Regions from separate parts of the Homo sapiens genome. Here all the other regions are linked to region 2. Evidence: chromatin loops called from intact Hi-C (ENCODE). Cell type or tissue: Caco-2. All regions are shown on one strand. Each heading gives the region's core, and the rest is flanking DNA. Links, peaks and the distances in the headings are about the cores only. Region 1 holds the start of LOC105374910 (a long non-coding RNA gene). Region 2 overlaps LOC105374910 (a long non-coding RNA gene). Region 3 overlaps LOC105374911 (a long non-coding RNA gene).

Region 1 (7,157 bases), core at 3,021-5,520, 76 kb before region 2:
ATGCAATGAGGGAAATAGCCATTAGGAAATGACTATGGTGTATGGGAATCACCTCACATGAGGTCCAGGACCAGGCTTTAGCAAGGCGTAGGCAGATGAGTTGAGTAGGAGTCTCAGATTAATTGAATGAGGACTGGAAGGAGCTGGTTGAAGATCAATGGATATTTAGCCTCCAGATCTTTACCCATGGGGGACAATTGGATGTGGGTGGCAAGCAACATGGAACTGGGAAGAGACAGGAGATTAGTAGCTGTGCTGTGGGTAAGAACAGAGTGGAAGAGGATAGGCAGGTAGGTAGCAGGCAGCAAGCAGGCACAGAGGAGAAGGAGAATCAAGCGGATAGGAGGGAGGTTAAAGGGAGGACACTGGTCATTTGAAAAGGCAGAGTGCAGCTAGTTTATTTGTTACCAATGTAAAGTCACGCCCCACACAAATCTCACACAAGCAACTTGAATCATCAAATCATCAACTGTTTTGGTTGGTGTTATGGGTTGTATGGTGTCCTCTATGAGTATATGTTTAAGTCCTAACTCCTAGTACCTCAGGATGTAAACTTATTGGGAAATAGGTTGCTACAGATTTAATTATTAGGTTTGTGCAAATATAATTGAGGTTTTTGCCATTAAAAATAATGGCAAAAACTGTTATTAACCTAATAGGAAGAGTTCCTACTGAAGTAGAGTAGAATCTCTATCCAGTGTGCCTGGTGTCTTTAGAAGATGATGTGGCCGGGCGCGGTGGCTCACGCCTGTTATCCCAGCACGTTGGGAGGCCGAGGTGGGTGGATCACCTGAGGTCAGGAGTTCGAGACTAGCCTGGCCAATATGGTGAAACCCTGTCTCTACTAAAAATACAAAAATTAGCCGGGTGTGGTGGTGTGCACCTGTAGTCCTGGCTACTCGGGGGACCAAGACAGGAGAATCACTTGAACCCAGGAGGTGGAAGTTGCAGTTAGCCAAGATCGTGTCACGTCACTCCAGCCTGGGGGATAGAGTGAGACTCTGTCTCCAGAAAAAAACCAAAAACAAAAACAAAAAACAAGATGATGTGACAGAGGCAGAAGAGGCAGAGAGTGGAAGGATACAACTGCAAGTCAGGGAGCTCCAGAGATTGACAGCCACCAATACAAGCTGGAAAGAGACAAGAAGTCTTCCCTAGAGCCCTCAGAGACAGCATGGCCTTGCTGACACCTTGATCTCAGACCCTTCCAGAGCTGTGAAACAATAAGCTTTGTTGTTTTAAGCCACCCAATTTGTGGTATTTTCTTACAGTGACCCTAGGAACCTAATACAGTTGGTAAAACCCAATTCTGAATGGCCAAATCAATAAGGCATATTTCTCAGTCTTCTGAATTGTTTCTTAAGGAAATTCCATTACTTTTCATTTAAATTTTTGGTACTGTCATCCAGGGCTAGGGTGAGAGGAGTAAGGCACTTGCCTCAGCTGCAAAATTTAAGGAGCTGCCAAAAACCTCGGTAATTAAGAGAATATTTCAGGACAATATTTTAAAAAATTAAAATTTATGCAAAAAATTATGATGAAGAGAATATGAGCATTTTAAATACAGGATCACTATTATTGATTTTTTTCTCTTGAGTCTGTATGGCCTGGTATCGCATTGTCAACATCTAAATAACATAAGTATGTTTAAAATACATATAGTGAAAGACATAGAGGCAAACATATTCATATAAGATATATTCTATATTCCAATTTTATCTTAGGAAGACACCCAAAAAAGATGACAAGGTAAAAGCAAGGTGACTTGGGTTGAATTCACTTTTCCCCATGTGAGAACTCAGATTGTATTGACAGTGGGAAGACCAGATCAGCAACATTGGGTTACAAGGAGAGCCCAGGTAAGCATTGTTTAAACATGAAATCTGCATAAAAAAGGCAAGCTGCTATAATCGCAGTAGCAAAGGGAATTAGATTCTTTGGCCTTTACCACATGATAGTAAATGACAGCATAATAAATAAAGCAAAAATGATTTCTGACTTATACTTTTCACATCATATCCCGGAGGCACTTTGCTATTGTTACAAGTATATTAAATGTAGGTCTGATTATTTCTCAGAAGGAGCTGACAAGAGACATAGTCTGGTACATGGAGCTTCTGGCCTATGTTTGGTGGTTAATATTTACTGGCTTCATACTTCTCCTGAAGCTAAGGGGAGATCAATGATAGAGCTAGGAGAGACCAAAAGTGGAATGCCTTTTCACACATGTAATGCACATTAACTTTCTTCAGTTGCTTAAAGATGTTGTTGAGTGTTTGCCTAACATGTGAAGTTGGTTATTAGCTATTCTCTTATCCTGGAAAAGTGCAAGTATCACTCCAGTGGCCAATGGAGAGGGCTTAGATATGGATTCTATGACTAGGAGAAAATGGATAAGATGGACATAGATGAAACATGGGGATCTATGTTACTGAAAAAAAATTTTATTGACTTGTTTTTTGGTGTATATAGTTCTATATATTTTAACACATGTATACATTCATATAACCATCACCACAATCATATGAAAACTGCTTTATAAACCCTCAAACTCCCACATATGACTTCTTTATAGTCACATTCTCTAAAACTTTTGTCTTTTCTTTGCAGAATGCTCTGTAAATATTGATTATTTTAGCTGTCATGTTTAGGTATTTAATTTATTTTGAGTTAATTTTTGGAGATAGTATAAAGTAAACATCCAATTTCATTCTTTACATCTGGATATCTGTTTTCCTGGCACTATTTGTTGAAAAGATTGTCTTTTCCCCATTAAATGGACTTGGCACCCTTGTTAAACATAACTAAACCATGTATGTGGGAGTTATTTTTCTGGGCTCTTTGTTCTGTTCTATTGGTCTATATATCTGTCTTTACTCCAGTACCACACTGTTAGGATTTTTGTAACTTTGTAGTAGGCTTTGAAATCAGGAAGTGTGAGACTTCCAATTTTGTTCTTCCTTTTAAAGACTGCTTTGACTGTCATTCAAGCTTTCTTGAGATTCCATATGAATTTTAAAACGCAAATTTCTGTTTTTGCATAAAACATCATTGGGATTTTGACAGAGATTGTATTAAATTTATAAGTTGCTTTGAATAGTATAGACATCTTAAAATATGACTTCCATAATATAGGTTGTCTTTTCACTTATTTATACTTTCTTTTATTTTTCATCAACGTTTTATATTTTTAGTGTATATGTTTTTTGCCTTGTTAAATAAAAAAATATTTAATGATACTTGCTAAAGCCTGGTAAAAAACACTTCATTCAGGACCATCACAATAAGTATCGGGACCAGTGCAATGAGATTTGTAGTCGGGGAGAGGGACTGTGTTTCTAGAAATTTTTCCACTTCATCTAGGTTTTCCAGTTTGTTGGTATACAATTATTTATAGTACACTTATAATTCTTTTTATTTCTGTAAAATTGAATTAATGTCTCCTTTTCTGTTTCTTATTTTAGTTATTTGATACTTCTCTCTTACTTTTAGCCAATATAGCTAAATCTTTGTCAATTTTGTTGATCTTTTCAAAGAACAAACTCTTGGTTTTGTTGATTATCTCTATTGTTTTTCTGTCCCCTATTTTATTTATCTCTGCTCTAATCTTTATTATTTACTTGGTAATGTAGGCTTTGGGTTTAATGAGATTGTTGATTTGAGATCTTCTTTTTTAGTGTAAGCATTTATAGCTATAACTTCCCTCTTATTATTGCTTTTGCCCTAGCTCATCAATTTTGATATGTTGTGTTTTCATTTTTATTTATTTCAAGATATTTTCTAATTTCACTTGTGATTTATTCTTTGACTCATTGCTTGTTTAAGAGTATGTTGTTTAATTTCCACAGATTTGTGAATTTTTCAGTTTTCCTTCTGCTGTTGATTTGTAGTGTCATCGTATTGTATTGGAAAAGATAGTTTGTTTGATTTCAATCTTTTATAATTTATTAAGACATATTTATGCTCTAGCCCATGGTGTATCCTGAAGAATTCCCCATGTGCACCTGAGAAAAATGTGTATTTTGCTGTGTGGGGTGGAGTGCTCTGTATATTTTAGGTCTAGTTGGTGCATAGTGTTATTCAAGTTAAGGGAAGTTTAAAATTTTCCTATGAAGGGTTAACTTGAGCCTTTAAAACAAACTGATAATAGAGTAACAGAAAAAAGCATACAAATATATTAATGTGCATTTGGGCATGGAAGTCATACAAAATAGGAAAACCTCAAAGAAATGACCAGATGGTTGATGCTTTTAAACCTTCTTGAGGTTACGGAAAGAATGGGGGCTTGGAGGAAGATGGCAAAACAGGTTATGGTGCCAAGCCAGGTTATGGGAGGGAGAAAAGAGGACGAAAGGCATGGGGCAAAGGTAATCTTATTAAGGAGATGAAACGTCACAGGGATCAGCACTCAGAAAGAATGAATGGTAGCCTTGGTATTTGCTTATCAGTTAGCAAATACCTTTAAAGGTTTAAAACTCTCAGTTAATCTTTTCTAGATCTGGATAAGGGGGGAGTGTCTCAGAGAAAGCTTATTTGCATCTGTTATTTACTTCATTTTATTTCCTCTACAGATGTAACCTTTCCCCTCAGTAGACAGCTTTGCAGGCTGTTCTTGTGTTTGCAGTCCCTGTGTATAGCCTTCTCAAAATACAAACGGCATATTTTGAGGTAAAATATTTTCAGCGCCTTTAAATGTTTGTATTTCCTTACTGATTTTCTATCTGACTGGTGTATTTATTATTGAAAGTAGGGTAGCAAAGTCTCCTACTGTTATTGTAGATCTATTTCTTCCTTTAAGCTGCCAATATTTCATTCATATATTTTGGAGTTCTGATGTTTGGTGCATACATGTTTATAATAGTTATGTATTTTGGTGAAATCACTCTTTATCATTATATGATGTCCTTCATTGTCTCTTGTAACAGTGTTTGACTAAAAGTCAATATTGTTCTGATCCCAGTATAGCCACTCCTGATCTTTCTTGGTTACTATTTGTATGGAATGTCTTTTTCATCTTTTTACTTTTAACCTGTACATGTCTTTAGATCTAAAGTGAGTCTCCTATAGGGAGTTGATAGTTGAGTCCTGTTTTTTTTTTTTTTATTTACTCCATTCTGTTAATTTATGTCTTTTGATTGAGGATTTTAATCCATTTACATTTAAAGTAATTACTCACATGAAAGGACTTACATTTGCCACTTTAGTAATTGTTTTCCGCATGTCTAATAGCTTTTTTCCCCCTCATTTCCTGCCTTCCTTAGTGTTTTTTGTAATGACTCATTTTCATTCCCTTCTCATTTTCTTTTGTGTATATTGTTTTTAAATTTTTTTTTATTTTATTTATTTATTTATTTTTGAAATGGAGTCTCACTCTGTAGCACAGGCTGGAGTGCAGTGGTGTGATCTCAGCTCGCAACCTCTGCTGCCTGGATTCAAGCGATTCTCCTGCCTCAGTCTCCTGAGTAGCTGGGATTACATGCACCTGCCACCATGCCCGGCTAATTTTTATATTTTTAGTAGAGACAGGGTTTCAACATCTTGGCTAGGCTGGTCTTGAACTCCTCACCTCATAATCCACCCGTCTCAGCCTCCCAAAGTGCTGGGATTACAGGCATAAGCCATCATACCCTGCCTCTTTTGTGTATATTCTATAGATATTTTATGTGTGGTTACCATGAAGACTACTTGTAACATTCTAAAGTTATAACAATGTATTTTAAATTAAAACCAACTTAACTTCAATTGTATATAAAATCTCTATTCTCTTATAGTTCAGTTCATCAACTTTATCTTATCAATGTCATCAATTACATCTTTATGTATTATGTACCCATTATCATTTACAATTATTTTTATGAATTTGTTTCTAAATCCTATAGAAAATAAAAAGTGAAATTACAGCCAAAATTAAAATCATACTGTTTCTTATATGTATTTACTTCATGTATTTACTTTTACCGGAGAATTTTATATTTTCAGATGGCTTTGATTTACTGTCTAGCATCCTTTCATTTCAATTTGAAGGATTCCCTTTGGCATTTCTTGTAGGGCAGGTCTAGTGGTAATGAATGACCTCAGCTTTTTGTTTATCTTAACATGTCTTGGTTTTTCCCTCACTTTTGGAGGACAGCTTTGCCAAATATAGAATTTTTAGTTGATGATTCCCCCCCCCGGCACTTTAAATATATTGCACCACTACCTTCTGGCTTGCAAGGTTACTCTTGAGAAATCCACCAATAATTTTATTGAGGGCCTCTTATATGTGATCAATCACTTTTCTTTTGCTGCTTTCAAGACTGTCTCTTTCTCTTTAGTATCTAAAGTTTGATTATAATGTATCTGAGTGTGGGTCTTTTTGGGTTTATCCTACTTGGAATTTGCAGAGATTCTTTGTAACTACATGTCTTTTCTCAAATTTGGGAAGTTTCTAGCCATCGCTTCTCCAAATGATTTCTGCTTTTCTCTCTCTCTTTTCTCCTTCTGAACTTTCATACTCGTCCTCTTGATGGTGTCCCATAAGTCCTTTTGGCTCTGTTCCCTTTCTTCATTCTTTTTTCTTTCTGTTTCTCAGACTCAGCAATTTCAAGTGATTTGTCTTCAAGCTTGGTGATTCTTTATTATGCCTGGTCAGGTCTGCTTTTGAACTTCTCTAGTGAATTTTCAATTTAGTTATTTTAGTCAGCTTCTAGTTTTTATTTTTTTTGTTTTAAAATTTTGCTGATAGGTGTGTAGTTTAATCCTGTGGTCTGTCATGTTGGGTAACCTGCTACATTGTCATCAAATTTGTTTAGTAGAAAACGCTTATATCAATGAAGAAGAGGTTAGGGTGCATTTTAACGTCATGGAGAGCAGAATTGATAAACTGATATTGGCCATTAAATGTCTCAGAGGTTTATCAGTATAAAGATCACTTTCTTTCAAAATGCTCTATATTTTAAAAAATCAGCTTTCAAAATATTCTTATACAATGGAGAAAATATTGTGCCCTGAATTTCAAAAGACAGGTGCAAGGTTTTGTTACAGGTTAGAGAACAAGACAGGGTTAGATTTCAGGCAGGTAGTGTCTTCATCATCAGAATGTAACATTCTTCCCTTATGCAGGATACATAAATCATAATATATCTGTGAAAAACCTCACAGTTGTGTGATTGTCTATC
Region 2 (7,157 bases), core at 1,802-4,301:
AAAAAATCACATGTTGGGGTCTTTAGATGTATTATTTCATTTAAACTTCAAATATCCTTAGGAGGTGGCGACTGTTAACAAGCTGTTATTCCTGGCCAGGTGCGGTGGCTCAAGCCTGTAATCCCAACACTTTGGGAGGCCGAGGCAGGTGGATCACCTGAGGTCAGGAGTTCAAGCCCAACCTGGCCAACATGGTGAAACCCGCCTCTACTAAAAATACAAAAATTAGCCAGGCATGGTGGCATGCGCCTGCAATCCCAGCTACTTGGGAGTTTGAGACAGGAGAATTGCCTGAACCTGGGAGGTGGAGGTTGCAGTGAGCTGAGATCACGCCATTGCGCTCCAGTCTGGGTGACAGAGCAAGACCCTGTCTCACAAAAAAAAAAACAAAAAAACAAAAAAAACAAACTTCTTCCATTGAACATTATTTTAACCATGAATATAGAATTTCTTCAAATCATCCTTGTATAAAATTAACTTTTAAAAATAGCCTTAACTTTTAGGCTCTGTGAGGTGAGAGAGCAGAGGCCATGCACTTACTACTACCATTCATGGGCCCACTGAATGTTGGCTTCAGTGTCAGATTCTCTTATATGTATGTCATCTCCTTTAATATTTAAAAATCTCTGGAGTTTGATATTGTTTTGCTCATATCATAGATGAAGAAATTGTCTGAGAGATTGAGTAACTTGCTTAAAATCACCCAGTCAGTAAGTGGCAATGCTGAAATTTGAACTCAGTTCTGCGAGTGTAAAGCCCACATTTCTCTAGTAATATCTAGTATTTCTCTAGAAATAACATTTCTAGAGTCTTCTTGCCTCCAATCTTGGTGTTGCCCCTAGCAAAGTGTGCTTCATTGTTTCTCCAAATGAATGTATTGTGAATGATCCATTTTCCAACAAGTAGACCTGCCTTCCAGGCCCTCATCACTAGATTGCAAGCCACCTCAACACATTTGCCCGTGCCGTCTCAACACGCTTCCAACTCCGGCTTGGACTAAGTGTGACTCAAGGACAGTAGCATCAGCGTCACCTGGCACTTCATGGAAATGCACATTCTTGGATTCTTTTTCAGGCTCTGAATCTGGGGTGGCTCCCAGGAATGTGTATTTTAAAATCAAGCTTTGCAAGTGATTTTTATGCATGCTGAAGTTCAGAAACCACTTACTTAACTGCTTTTCTTGCATCTAGGCATGAATCATTCCCTCTATCCTTTAGAGAGCTGCCAGTGATTTTTTTTTTTTTTTTTTTGAGACAGGGTCTCACTCTGTTGCCCAGGCTGAATGCAGTGGTGCAATCACAGCTCACTGCAGCCTCAACCTCCCAGGTTCAAGCGATTTTCCTACCTCAGCCTCCTGAGTAGCTGGGACCACAGGTACATGCCATGATGTTTGGCTAATTTTTTGTAAAGATGGGGTTTTGCCATGTTTCCCAGTCTGTCTCAAATTCCTGGGCTCAAGCAACCCACCCACCTTGGCCTCCCAAAATGCTGGGATCACAGGCCTGAGCCGCTGCGCCCAATCTGCCAGTGATTTTTTGAAACACGCTTAGCCTCATGTTCTATAGGCTATAGCATACTTTCTCCCTAAGGAGACACTGTACCCTTGACATGCTTCTTTTCAGGAACCCACAACATTTTATTTGAGGGATTTGCTTACATGACCATTACACTCATTGGCATGGGCCCTTTGAGGAGTTGGTCTTCACCTATATAGCCCTAGTATGTAGCACCTCTGAAAACTATTGAATAAATTAAGGAAACTGCTAAGTCACGTCATTTTCTTGTGGCAAGAGGGGCTGCAAAATTTATTAATTAATCTGACATTCCTTTTTCTAAGATTTTTTGATGGTAGATTTTTCCCCAATTAAATCATATAGCTAGGAGTTGCGGGAAAAATGACAGGATCAGAGCCTGTTGTTGAAAGTCATCTACAAACATGCTGCTACTCTACTTAAGGAATCTACAATGAGATGGGTTATGCTAATTGTCCAAGCAGCCACCACTTTGCAAAGAAGCAACTGATGAGCAGAATGTTTATTTTGCAACTAAAAAAGATTAGGAAGATTTGTCCCCCTACCTTGAAATTTTGTTGAGAGCCCCAAATTAAAAATGTCATTGACAAGCATAGTGTCTTTCTTTCTTTCTCCCTTATGGAATCCAGAGTTAGAGGTTGCCCTCTCGATAGGCAGGGTGGGAGCTGACAAAATGAGGTCGTTTTAAGGCTACTAAAGATTCCATTTTGTGAGTGAACACATGGAGGCTTATGGAGTTTCAGTAATTTATCTAGAGTTCCACTGGTGGTGAGCAATGGGGCTGGGGTGGAACTCTGGTTTGCCTGATGTAAGAGGTAATGGTCTTTCCCTGCACACTGGCCTCTCAACAGAGAGTTCGCAAAGGCCTGAGCCTCAGCATCAGATCAGGTGCTTTAAAAAAATTTCTAGGTGCCACCATGGGCCTACCAAATTAGAATCTTGGAGGTACAGCCAGGGGAATTTGTATTTTTAAAAAATGTTTGGGGCTGGGTGTGGTGGCTCACGCCTGTAATCCCAGCACTTTGAGAGGCCAAGGTGGGTGGATCACCTGAGGTCAGGAGTTCGAGACTAGACTGACCAATATGGTGAAATCCCGTCTCTACTAAAAATATAAAAATTAGCCGGGTGTGGTAGTGAGCACCTGTAATCCCAGCTACTCAGGAGGCTGAGACAGGAGAATTGCCTGAACTCAGCAGGCGGAGGTTGCAGTGAGCTGAGATCATGCGACTGCACTCCAGCCTGGGTGACAAGAGTGAGACTCTGTCTCAAAAAAAAAAAAAAAAAAAGTTTGGTTATTTGTTGGTTTATTCTTTAAATTCTGATGCTTGTCCTTGTTTGGGAAATGTGGAAACAGGCAGCCCCATATTCAGAAGGACTTGAACCTGCCTCAGCCAACCTGGTAGGTATCACCACAAATTCAGTGGTTCTCAAGGGTGGTCCCCATACAGTGGCAGCAACATCATGTGGGAATTTGTTAAAAAAATGCAAATCCTGGTGCCCCACCCAGACTGCCTAAAGGGGATCTAGGGTGGTGCCTTACAATCTGTATTTTAATAGTCTTCCAGGTGATTCTAATGGTTGCTAAAATTTGAGGAACACCGATCTAATTGTTTACTGTATAAATGTACGTATTCCAGACACGGCCATTTCTAAGCTATTATCAGTTACTTGGAGCTCAGTGTAGATGAAGACTCTAAAGGAGGTGAGGAGAGACGCAGCAGCACCAGCAGCAGAGAGAGAAAGAGAGCGCGCGCTAGAGAGAGCGAGGTGAAAGGGGATGAGTGGGGTTAAGAAGGGAGGCAGGTAACTGAACAATCTACCAGACTTCCCAATTTTGCCTGAGGCCAGTCCCGCCTACCTTAGCTCCTGCCTTTCTTCTAAGAAGTAAATGTCAAAAGTAGTTTTCTTTGAAGGTGACATAGGTATTTAACACCTCAAACAGTTAGAACCCCACCAGACAGTTTTACGATGTGATAATTTACCTCTTACAAGTAAGTACACTTTGCCCAGGTAGAAACTGACTAGCTGAATCTGGGTTTCAGCAAGGAATTCTACTGAAACAATTTCTTCCTTTTTGAAGGCAAATCTGATTGAGTTTTTTTTAATTGGAAAATTATGTTCCTTTGGGCTCATTATATCACCAAAATATTAGGCTAATGATTGGTCTAAAAACCAGTGTCCAGGGATTTCTGTGGTTTAAAAAGATTAAATGAAGGACTGTAGTCTTACTTCTGCACAGTACAGAATGAACACATTTTTTTTCTTTATTTAAAAGTATTCAAATAAAACATTCATTTTTCTGCTTTTTAAAAAGTCAAAATTTTCAAATAACTTCCAATATGCACCAATTATGTGTTGGGGATACAAGGATAAACAAGGCAGGATTCTGATGCCCAAGGAGCTTCCAGTCCAGTGATAAACTTGTAGTCATGATTGACATGCACATATTCTATTCTCTGTCAGAAATCTCTTTGCCCAAGCTGTGTGCCTAGATATTAGTTACATAGTTGCCCATACAACTAGGTCTCTTACCCATAAGAATATCAAGTCAAGAGAATAACTATCAATTTGGGCATTTCAAACAGAGAGAGTTTAATTTAGTGTATTGATAACATAGGTATTAGAAGAACTGAGGAGGCAGACAGGACTATGGGGGCGCTCAGAGACTTGCAATGTGAGGAAGGGCTGAAGAGACACAGGGAAAGATGGTGTTACCAGATCCCAGAAGCTGGCTCCATTGGATGGTTCTGGAACCACAATGGGAACTGCTTGGTAGAAGCTGGAATCCTAGACAGATGTAGCTACTGCTGGAGGTGTCCATCAAAGTAGAGTGAGAAGGAGAGAATCTTTGGTTCCCCCTTTGTCTTGTGCTCCAGTCTTCTGTGAGCACCTCCCATTGAACAAATCTAAGTGGAAGCCAAGAGGACAAGCATTCTGGAAACCACCATCCCTGAGGTACAGACAGAGCAGGGGGAATGTGGAGAATGGATCTAAGGACAAAGTCCAAGGAAGGGCAAACTCTAGCTGTCCTCCTCTGAAGGAACTTCTGGTTCTTTCTTGGCTGGAGCAGGGTAAGAAAGATTCTGGAGAAGTCAGGACCACTCCCCGGGGAGGAATGTGGGGAGATGCAACCTCGTGGAAGGCAGCAGAGATAGATAGAGAAGTAAAAGCTGTGTGGAGGCATAAGGACCCCTGTCAGAACGAAGATTCTTGGATTCTCCACCAAACCCTACACTTAACCCAAATTATTTTATTTATTATTATTGTTATTTGCTTTTTTTCCTCTTGCAACAGTGGTCAATGTCTGCCTTCTACACTCAGTGAAAATCAGTCTAATGGCGAACCCACACAGATATCAATGTATCTACATTGATTTGCCTTTCAAGAACTTGGGAGGCTGAGGCAGGAGAATTGCTTGAACCCGGGAGGTAGAGGTTGCAGTGAGCTGAGATCACGCCACTGCACTCCAGCCTGGGCGACAGAGTGAGACTCTGTCTCAAAAAATAAATAAATAAATAAATAAATAAATAAATAAATAAATAAATAAAAGAACTCAGAGAAGAAATGCTTAGCTCAAAGAAAAAAAATTGCAGGCATCGTGACATTTAAGGCAAACAGATTTCGGGCAGGAGATTCCCCCTGGGACCCTCAGTGGGCTCCTGCCTCTCTACTTTAAAGAGTTTTCTGTATAGAGACCTGGTTCATCGTAATTTTACTAGGACCATTGCAAGTTGAATACAATAACCTCAGCTCAAGACAGTCCTTTTCCAGGGCCAGCGTTTAAAAAAACTTTAAAAAAAAAAAGATCCAATCCATTGTGGGCCCATACTTTGATAAAATATAATATATTATAAAAATTACTGGAAGAGTTTCATAGAAAGAGACATACAATACATAGGATCTCTTTTTTTTTTGATTAGATTCAACAGGCATATAGTGACTCTATCCAATGGTGGTGAAAATTTCCAAATTCTTATTCTTGGTCAGGTGCGGTGGCTCAAGCCTGTAATCCCAGCACTTTGGGAGGCTGAGGCTGGTGGATCATTTGAGGTCATGAGGTCGAGACCAGCCTGGCCAACACAGTGAAACCCCCGTCTCTGATAAAAATACAAAAATTAGCTGGGTGTGGTGGCGCATGCCTGTAGTCCCAGCTACTCGGGTGGCTGAAGCAGAAGAACTGTTTGAACCCAGGAGGTGGAGGTTGAAGTGAGCCGAGATTGCACCCCTGTACTGCAACCTGGGCGACAGAGTGAGACTCTGTCTGAAAAAAAGAATAATAATAATAAAAAAATTAATTCTTACTCTTGACTTTGTGCTTGCCTCCTTGTAGACCAGCCAGCCAGTTTCTGGACAGGTTCCGGTCTACTGTCCACACAAGCCTAGAAACACCATCCAAGATGGTCCTTATGATTGCAGGAGGCCACTCTGAAGGAAACTCATGTTTCCCCTTCCTGCCCTCTGTGGCCTGTGAGTTTTGGAAGTCATGGCCAAGACTGAACAAAAAGCAGGATCTGTGAGTCAGCAAGGACCTGGTGCAGAACAGATCTGAGGAGGACGCTTAGCAATAGCTGAGAAGTATTTCACCCATTCTGCCTTTATATTTATTTATTTTTGAGATGGAGTTTTGTTCCTGTTGCCCAGGCTGGAGTGCCGTGGTGCAGTCTTGGCTCACTGCAACCTCTGCCTCCCAGGTTCAAGCGATTCTCCTGCCTCAGCCTCTGGAGTAGCTGGAATTACAGACATGCACCACCACACCTGGCTAATTTTTATATTTTTAGTAGAGACGGGGTTTCACCATGTTGGCCGAGCTGGTCTCGAACTCCTGCCCTCAGGTGATCCACCCGCCTCGGCCTCCCAAAGTACTGGGATTACAGGCATGAGCCACCATGCCCGGCCCAATTCTGCCTTTTAAAGCATCTCTGTGCTTCTCACTCAGTGGAACGGGGTCTACATCTTTTCCAACTGCCTCGTTTTGTGTTCTTTTGATGCTGACAACTTGGAAAAGGCAGCAGACATATCTAAAAATGACAGTTATCTTCAGGGAAAGGAAAATGGCAAATATTAGACAAAAAAAGTATGAAGTAAATTTTTCACCCTGAAGGGCCAAAGAAATCATTAGAGTTATCTGACAGCCACAGTCTCCAGGCACATGACTTGCCCCCTGGCTATCTCATTGCTATTTATATGAGCTGGGATGTCTATCTTGCGGCCAGGGCTCAAATCAGGTGGGAGCTATAGGAACTTAGATATGGCCCAGAGTGAAAGAAACCAGGAAACCGTTATATCTGGCTTTCTAAAGTCCAGATTTCAAATTATTCATCTGGAGTTTATAATTAGCTATCTTCTCCCAACACACACACAGACACACACACACACACTCACACACACTTTTTTATTCTCTCCCTCAAAACGTCACATTGAGCAAATTAAAACTTTCGGAGTTAATAATTATTTCTCTTCTCCAAGATACTGCTATTATTTACAGAGTGAGTGGGTATTGAAATAAGGTGAAATAAAAATTGCTGCTCTTTTTCTAGGACAAAAATAATCAAGTAGACCATGAATTGGGAAATTCGAAAGCCCTCTTACTAACTCTCACACTTTTTTAAATCTACCAAATTCTGT
Region 3 (7,157 bases), core at 2,186-4,685, 89 kb after region 2:
ATTTGGTTGCTGTCCATTGTCCTCAGGCTGTCTTCTCTCTCTTGAAAACCTGCTGTTAGCAAAGGACTTGATAAGTTCATTCACACTGAAGTGCAACTGACTGATAACAGGTTAGATGAAGAGTTTGCATGGTAACCTATTCAAAACCTGAAGCTGAGCAATGAAGCTGTAATGCTGATATTTCATGATATAGATGGCAAGTGTGAGAGTTAAGTGTTTGGCCGAGCAAAAGTCTTACATTCTAGAAATCTGAACATGGAGATAGCATGAATTTTCTCTACTCCTGCATGAGACCCTGGTCCCTCTTTTGGACTGTGGAGGAAGTGAACTTCTAAGCAAGCTAAGCAGATGTAGCAGTGGTGCACAGGGTCTATTTATGCATTCTGGTCCACATCATAATAGATGCACCAAGGAAGGTGGTAATAGTTCATTTTAAAAACTCTCCTGTTTTATTATACTAATTGATGCAACTGATGATGTTTCTCTTCCTTAATAATAGTGACATTCATTTAATATCTCCATATTAACTAGTAGGTTCCAACTTATACTAACAGCATTTTTAGAAAAATCTATTAAAATTAAGAAAGGCTCAAGGAAAACAAAAAGAATAATTCCATTAAAAAATAGAGCTTATTGTTGTAGACATTAATGGACTATCTTAGTCCATTAGGACTACTATAACAAAATGCCATAGACTAGGTGGCTTATAAACAACAGAAATTTGTTTTTCATAGTTGGGCTGGGAAGTCCAAGATCAAGGCACTGGCAGATTTGGTGTCTGGTGAGGGCCGGCTTCCTGGTTTATAGATGGTGCCTTCTTTCTGTGTCTTCACATGGAAGGGAGTGGCTAGCCCTCTAGGGCCTCTTTTATAAGGGCACTGATCTCATTATGAGGGCTTCACCCACATAACCTAACCACCTCCCAAAGGCCCCACCTCCTCATGCCATCATCTTGGAGGTTAAGATTTCAATGTGTGAATTTTGGAGGACCATAAACACTCAGTTCACTGCTTGAACTATCATTTCCCTCTTTCTCTTTCTATTTTCATGTAGCTATTCCCTTTATTGCAAATGCAATCTTCCTTTCTGCCACTGACATCTCTTAGCTTTAATTGATTTTCTTGACAGCGTTTTCCTATTCTGGTTCTTCTTCCGTTGTGCCATTTTCCAGATACAATCCTGTATTTATTTACACAGCTTTTTTTTAAAGCCCTTCATAAAAATTCCAGCAATTGTTTCTTGCTCTCTGCCTCTTCCAGAGAAATTGTAATTTGCAAAGGCTTAATTAGGATCTCTTAGGATTCTCCACACTTTAGGATTTTAATATGTACTATTAGCACATGGTAGTCCTCAGGTTTCTTAGCTCTTCCAAATTTTCTTCCCCAAATCTGTATAGTCGTGGTTTCTTAAAACATTTCTTTCTAAAAGAAGTCTGAAAGAAAACCAGATAAACATTATTATTACATCAAAGTTGCAAGCTGTTTCCGCACCACCATTTAGAATTGTTCTTTTAAGTTTTTAAAAAGCAAATGCTGAAATTCATTTGAATGCTGTGTTCATAATAAGAAACCATTTTAATGATCACATATGTTGTTGTTTTAAGGGCTCATTTTATAATTGAAAGAATACACTCTAGACTAGACTGTCTTGGGGATTTGATTCATGCAATTCCTTCTTCATTATGTACTGAGCTGTTTATTAATCAGCCTGGCTCCACAGTCTGTTTTTATTCACTTTGATTTCTTTTGTGTTTAAAGTTCAGGGTTTACATTTTCAGTACTAAAAATGAAGATGACTGCTGCTTTTAGTTGTTTGTTTGTTTATTATGCCAACTAGATTTCTAAACATTTCCAGGCTGCAAAGGGAAAAAAGAAACAACAAAAAAGATGGGAGGAATATCCTGTCAACACATTTGCTTATTATATCTGGAGCCCTTGGAATGAGCCAATTAGTCCTAACGTTCTATTTGAGATTGTATTGCAAAGGCATTTGTTTTGCAGCATGGATTTTTTTTTTAAGTTAGGAGCAAATAGGACCAATTATGTGCTTTGATTCAGAGAGTTTTCCACCCACCGCCTTCACCCAATTGTACCTCACTCCCTACTGTTGGACTTAAGCGCTTCTCAGTCTTTAGGAGTCTCCTGTAATGTGAATGATAAGTAGCGGATACACATTTTAGTCCAAAAGTCCAAAATGCTAAGATGCAAAAAAACCTCACCGTATTTCTTTCTTTAATGCAATTAATTTCCAGTTAATCCTGCTCCACAGACAGATTCATTAGTGGGTCTCCCTCATGCTGCATAAAAATTTAGGAGAGGGTGCTTCAGCACTGCAGAACATTTAGGGAAGTGTCCTCTGTTCCAGTCTACATTGATCACCTGGAAGAGGAAAGTATACATATAGTGGTGATAACCTACAAATCACATTTGTCAGTTTACTTGAAGAGCAAACAGGCTTTCAGATTAACCAACCTTGGGGAAGTCTTGTGATTCATGATGACACCCAGTTCCTGAGTAAAGAATCTTATATTGAGTGATACAAATTGTTGACGTACTGATTAATGTAAGACCTACTGACAAAGAACAAAGGACGCAGATTTATTTCTGAGTCATGAGGTTTTACTGATTGTCACACAGGTAGACATTTTAGCACCTGTGTAGCAATCTGTAACCAATGATTGCAGTTTCTATATTATGCCCTCCAGTGGAAATGGACAACTGTAGAGTGAGGAGTCCTCCCTTCTAAACTCTCCTATGAAAGCCTGTCCAACTTATAACAGATTCTGGAATACTCCCACTTTTGTTGGTGTGTTTTCCTGGGCCCATCCTCACATTTGGGTTCCAATAAAACTTTATTAATTTCCTTCCTTCCTTCCTTCCTTCCTTCCTTCCTTCCTTCCTTCCTTCCTTCTGAAACAGGAGAGTTCCCTGACCCCCCTCACAGAATGTGCAACAGGGGTTTGGCTCATTTATTTGGACACCATGTGCTCAAAACCCTTACAGGAGGGGAAGCATGCAGGTGAGCAGGTGCAGGAGCCAAGGCGAGTGCTTTTGGGCTCCAGTCCCATGGCAGTGTTTAGGTGTATTACAATGTTCTTTTAGCCCTGCCGTCTGGGGATTGCTTGAGTGTTAAACAGTTCAGTGAAGAGTCAGTGTGACAGCCTTTTTGGATTCCTGCACCTAGTGCGTCCCAAATTCTAGTCCAATGTCCAGGAAGAATCAGGTCACAAGGGCTTGAAGGATGGAGAATGTAGGGATTTTATTGAGTGATGTAGGTGGCTCTCAGCAGGATAGGGAGCTGGAGAGGGGATGGAGTGGGAAGATAATCTTCTCCTGGAGTTCAGCCATCCCACAGCCGATCTCTTCTCTGACCACCCCTAGCCGAACTCCTCTGGATGTTCAGATGCTTCCTCTCTTTTCTCCTTCTGTGTCGTACCACTCTGCTGCTCTTTTCCTCACGAATCCTGGGGTTTAGGGGTTTATATGGACACAGGATGGGAGGTGGGGGCATGGCGGGCCAAAAGGCAACATTTGGGCATGAAAACAGGAATGCCTGTTCTTATTTAGGGCCTCGGGTTCTCAGGCTTGAGGGTGGGGCCTTTGCAGGGGAACAGCCCTCTTCTACCCAGTATTTCCCTGCCTTCTGTTCATTTCCCTCCCTCCCTCCTTTCTTTCTTTCCTTCCTTCTTTCCTTTCTTCCTTCCTTCCTTCCTTCCTTCCTTCCTTCCTTCCTTCCTTCCTTCCTTTTCTCTCTCTTTATGGCAGGTTTTTCTCTGTCACCCAGGCTGGAGTGCAATCATAGCTCACTCCAGCTTTGAACTCCTGGGTTCAAGTGATCCTCCTGCCTCAGCTTCCTGAGTAGGAGTAGCTAGGACTGCAGGTGTGCACCACTGCACCTGGCTAATTTTTTTTCCCTATTTTTGTACTTTTAATTTTTTGTTAAAACAGGGTCTTACCATATTGCCCAGATTGGTCTCCAACTCCTGGCCTCAAGTGATCCTCCCACCTCAGCCTCCCAAAGAGCTGGGATTACAGGCATGAGCCACTGTGCCTGGCTTCAAATTATTTCTGCCTTAGCAGCTTTAATTTCTATTAACAGGGGAAAGAACAAAACACACATTAGGAGCTCAATCAATTAGCTGCTTTGGCTAATGTTTTGTTTCTTTGTGAATGGACACAGGAATGAAGAGAATCTGAACTAAGATGGGGTGAAAGTAGGAAATCATTCCCCCATGTCAAGTGCAAGGGCTATCCAGTTAGAGGCCAACACAGATGTCTGATCAAAGGTAAAAGTCTTTGTGTGCTTGCAACAAGGGAAGTTGTCTAATAGGGTCTGAAGACAGAAAGTCCTGTGGTTGTGTCCTGCCCTTCTCCTGCCACACTGGGCCTGCCTTCAGCAGCAATGTCCCTTGGTGGTTGTCCGCCCTCTGCCACCTGCCTTCATTTACTCTTGCAGTGGGGTTTATTTACTCTCACTATCATTTGGATATACAAAGAAATTTTAATTCCCTTATTTTTCAGACATCAACCTGACCTTCCTTATCAGCACTTGGTAATGATGGTGCTGACAGGTAACACAGTACAATCCAGTTAAACCCTTCATCTGATTCAATCGTTTAACTTTTTTTTGAGGTTTAATTTAGGATTTTATTATATTTTACCAGTCTTTTAGATTCCACTCTGCTGCTTTCCAGTATGGTGCAGAGGGAATATAGTTCCTGAGGAGAGGTGCCCATGACTGCCAGGTTTTGGAGGAAGGGGTGGCCTAGCCTCATATTGGTTCTTGGGGCATTCTGGCTGGCATCTGCTGAGGGATGTTTGGTGTGCCCCTATCCCTGGTCATTCTATGGTATCCACCCATGACAACTGTGGCCGCTAATCTCATGGTCTATTGTTTCTCAGACTTGGTCAGGGCCTGGCCAGCTTGCCCCAAACATTTGCAAGGCTGGGGGCAAGGCTGCTATGATATATGAATACCTAAAAGTTAGCAATCAAGCTGACACACTTTTAAATATGTTCCATTCCTTTACCTTGACAAATATATCTTTATAATGACAAAATTGAAAAATATGTTTAAAACTATAGCTTTTGTAAATTGGAAAGTCAGTAAAATATTGACAAATTTATTTATAATTATACATCTGAGTGTTCTGTTGATGGGTTGATATTTACATGACATACAATGAATACATAATTCAATGAATTTTGTTATATATTTCATTGATTTATTTTTCTTGATTTCATTTTAGCACAATCATTAATTACATTTTTATGATCAAGATTTTCATAATTTGGTTCCATTCATAGTAATGCCAAATGAGATAACATTTCCTGAATCATTATACTTTGTATATATTTTCCCTTAGTTTCAATCTGGAGAAATCTTGCTTTGCAGAATGTTTAGCAAACAGAATTGTCAATAAAAATTTTAAAGCAATATTTGATTTGGAATGAATCCATGACTTTTTTATGCATGTTGAAACATTGTAATGGAATTGTTGTATAATGATATAATAAAATTGTTGCTGAAGATATCATTATCAATTATTCAATTTCATCTTATTAATATCATTACTTACACCATGAGTAAGGTGGTCATCACCAGGTCTTTTGTTCCATATAGTTTATCTTCAGTTTTTCTTCTTTCAACTTTTGAATTCTTAGATAATTATATTTTTAAAAATGAAAATAGCTATGCTCTGCTCAAAATGTTCAGATCTCTCTTTAGTGAAAACTATGCCTTGATCCATAAGGGCCAAAAATGTTGCCTATAGAAATAGTTTGGAGATTATTTCTACATAAATCTTCTTCACAATCAAGCAGTTTTGTTTCCTTATTTTAATTTTATTTTTAATTGAAGTGTTACAATTTTCTACATTTCACATGCAGCCTGTTTCAATTTAGGCAAACTGTATTTTTCCAAAATTAAAAAAGTTTTGATCCTTTAAAAAATAAAATAACCAAAGTTAAGTTTTTGTTTGTGCTAATATTTATAGCAAGCAACAGTTCCAACCACATTCCATGAACAGTGCAAATTAAAAATGAATTTCATGTTTGTACAAAGCAATTCACTTTTTTTTTTTTTTTTTGACGGAGTCTTGCTCTGTTGCCCAGGCTGGAGTGCAGTGGTGTGATCTCAGCTCACTGCAACCTCCACCTCCTGGTTTCAAGCAATTCTCCTGCCTCAGCCTCCTGAGTAGCTGGGATCACAGGCGCATGCCCACCATGCCTGGCTAATTTTTTGTATTTTTAGTAGAGATGGGGTTTCACTATGTTGGTCAGGCTGGTCTCAAACTCCTGACCTTGTGATCTGCCTGCCTCGGCCTCCCAAAGTGCTGGGATTACAGACATGAGCCACCACGCTGGGCTCAATTCATTCTTTATATGAGCATCTTCTCTTGAGCGTCTTGTGTTGATTTACTTAACATTGTATGTACTAAAGTCGTTGTAATATCAAAGTTAACATGCGTTTCACCAAGATTTTTTCCCTCCTTTAGGCCAATCTAGAAAATACTGTATACGAGCTATGATTTTTCTCGAGAATATCATTGCCATGACACAGTTGAAGTCCTGCATCCCATGAGTCATACACATCTGTTGTGAATACTGATCTTGTCCTTGAGCTCCCCTGGGATTCCAAATTGGAACATAAAGAGAAGCAAGAAAATGGACATTTAGCACTTATAGGATAATTCTATTGTATTCCTGCTGAGAGAAAGAATTTCATACACCGAGTGCTTCTTCTGCTTGAAGCCCCTCTGCTTTGAAGTGGTGCGATCTCCCCTTTTAACCTCAGCAGTGGGGCCACCTCAACCCATAACAGCACTGAGAAGCAGTCATCTTGTTTTGAGATCACAAAGTATGTGAGGTGTATCCCTGGCATCTGGACGGTGCTAGTCACGAGAGTAGATGTTAGGTTGCGGGCATGCCATGCCAGCCCCGGGCACTGGATCACAAGCATTGGAGATGGCCATGTGTTTTTTTGTTTTGTTTTGTTTTGGTTTTTGAGACAGAGTCTCGCTGTGTCGCCCAGGCTGGAGTGCAATGGTGCGATCTCTGCTCACTGCAAGCTCTGCCTCCTGGGTTCACGCCAATCTCCTGCCTCAGCCTCCTGAGTAGCTGGGACTACAGGTGCCCGCCACCAGGCCCGGCTAATTT

What was found. Peaks named below come from ENCODE experiments on the same cell type or tissue, not always from the same donor. Only the 100,000 strongest peaks of a DNase experiment are listed, where the experiment ranks them.
Region 1: a loop joins it to region 2, with 2.8 times the contacts of the local background. A loop is called at or near these places in 1 of 110 quality-filtered maps.
Region 3: it touches region 2 in a loop (3-fold over the local background); 1 of 110 quality-filtered maps calls a loop at or near these places.

What each region holds. Positions count from the first base shown.
Region 1 is chr6:8,153,593-8,160,749 of GRCh38, forward strand. It overlaps LOC105374910 (a long non-coding RNA gene), which reads left to right and starts at 4,589. Exons shown (of 4, transcript XR_001743950.2): 1 at 4,589-4,668. In Caco-2, for the core only: no CTCF peak of the experiment used is centred there; a DNase peak (open chromatin) is centred at 4,349; H3K4me3 peaks cover 889 bases.
Region 2 is chr6:8,231,116-8,238,272 of GRCh38, forward strand. The region is part of intron 2 of LOC105374910 (a long non-coding RNA gene); the gene reads left to right. Among named protein-coding and RNA genes, the nearest start is that of EEF1E1-BLOC1S5, 130 kb to the left of the region's middle. In Caco-2, for the core only: no CTCF peak of the experiment used is centred there; a DNase peak (open chromatin) is centred at 3,346.
Region 3 is chr6:8,319,352-8,326,508 of GRCh38, forward strand. LOC105374911 (a long non-coding RNA gene) reads left to right here. Exons shown (of 5, transcript XR_007059438.1): 4 at 4,180-4,285; 5 at 6,497-6,964. Among named protein-coding and RNA genes, the nearest start is that of SLC35B3, 110 kb to the right of the region's middle. In Caco-2, for the core only: no CTCF peak of the experiment used is centred there; no DNase peak of the experiment used is centred there.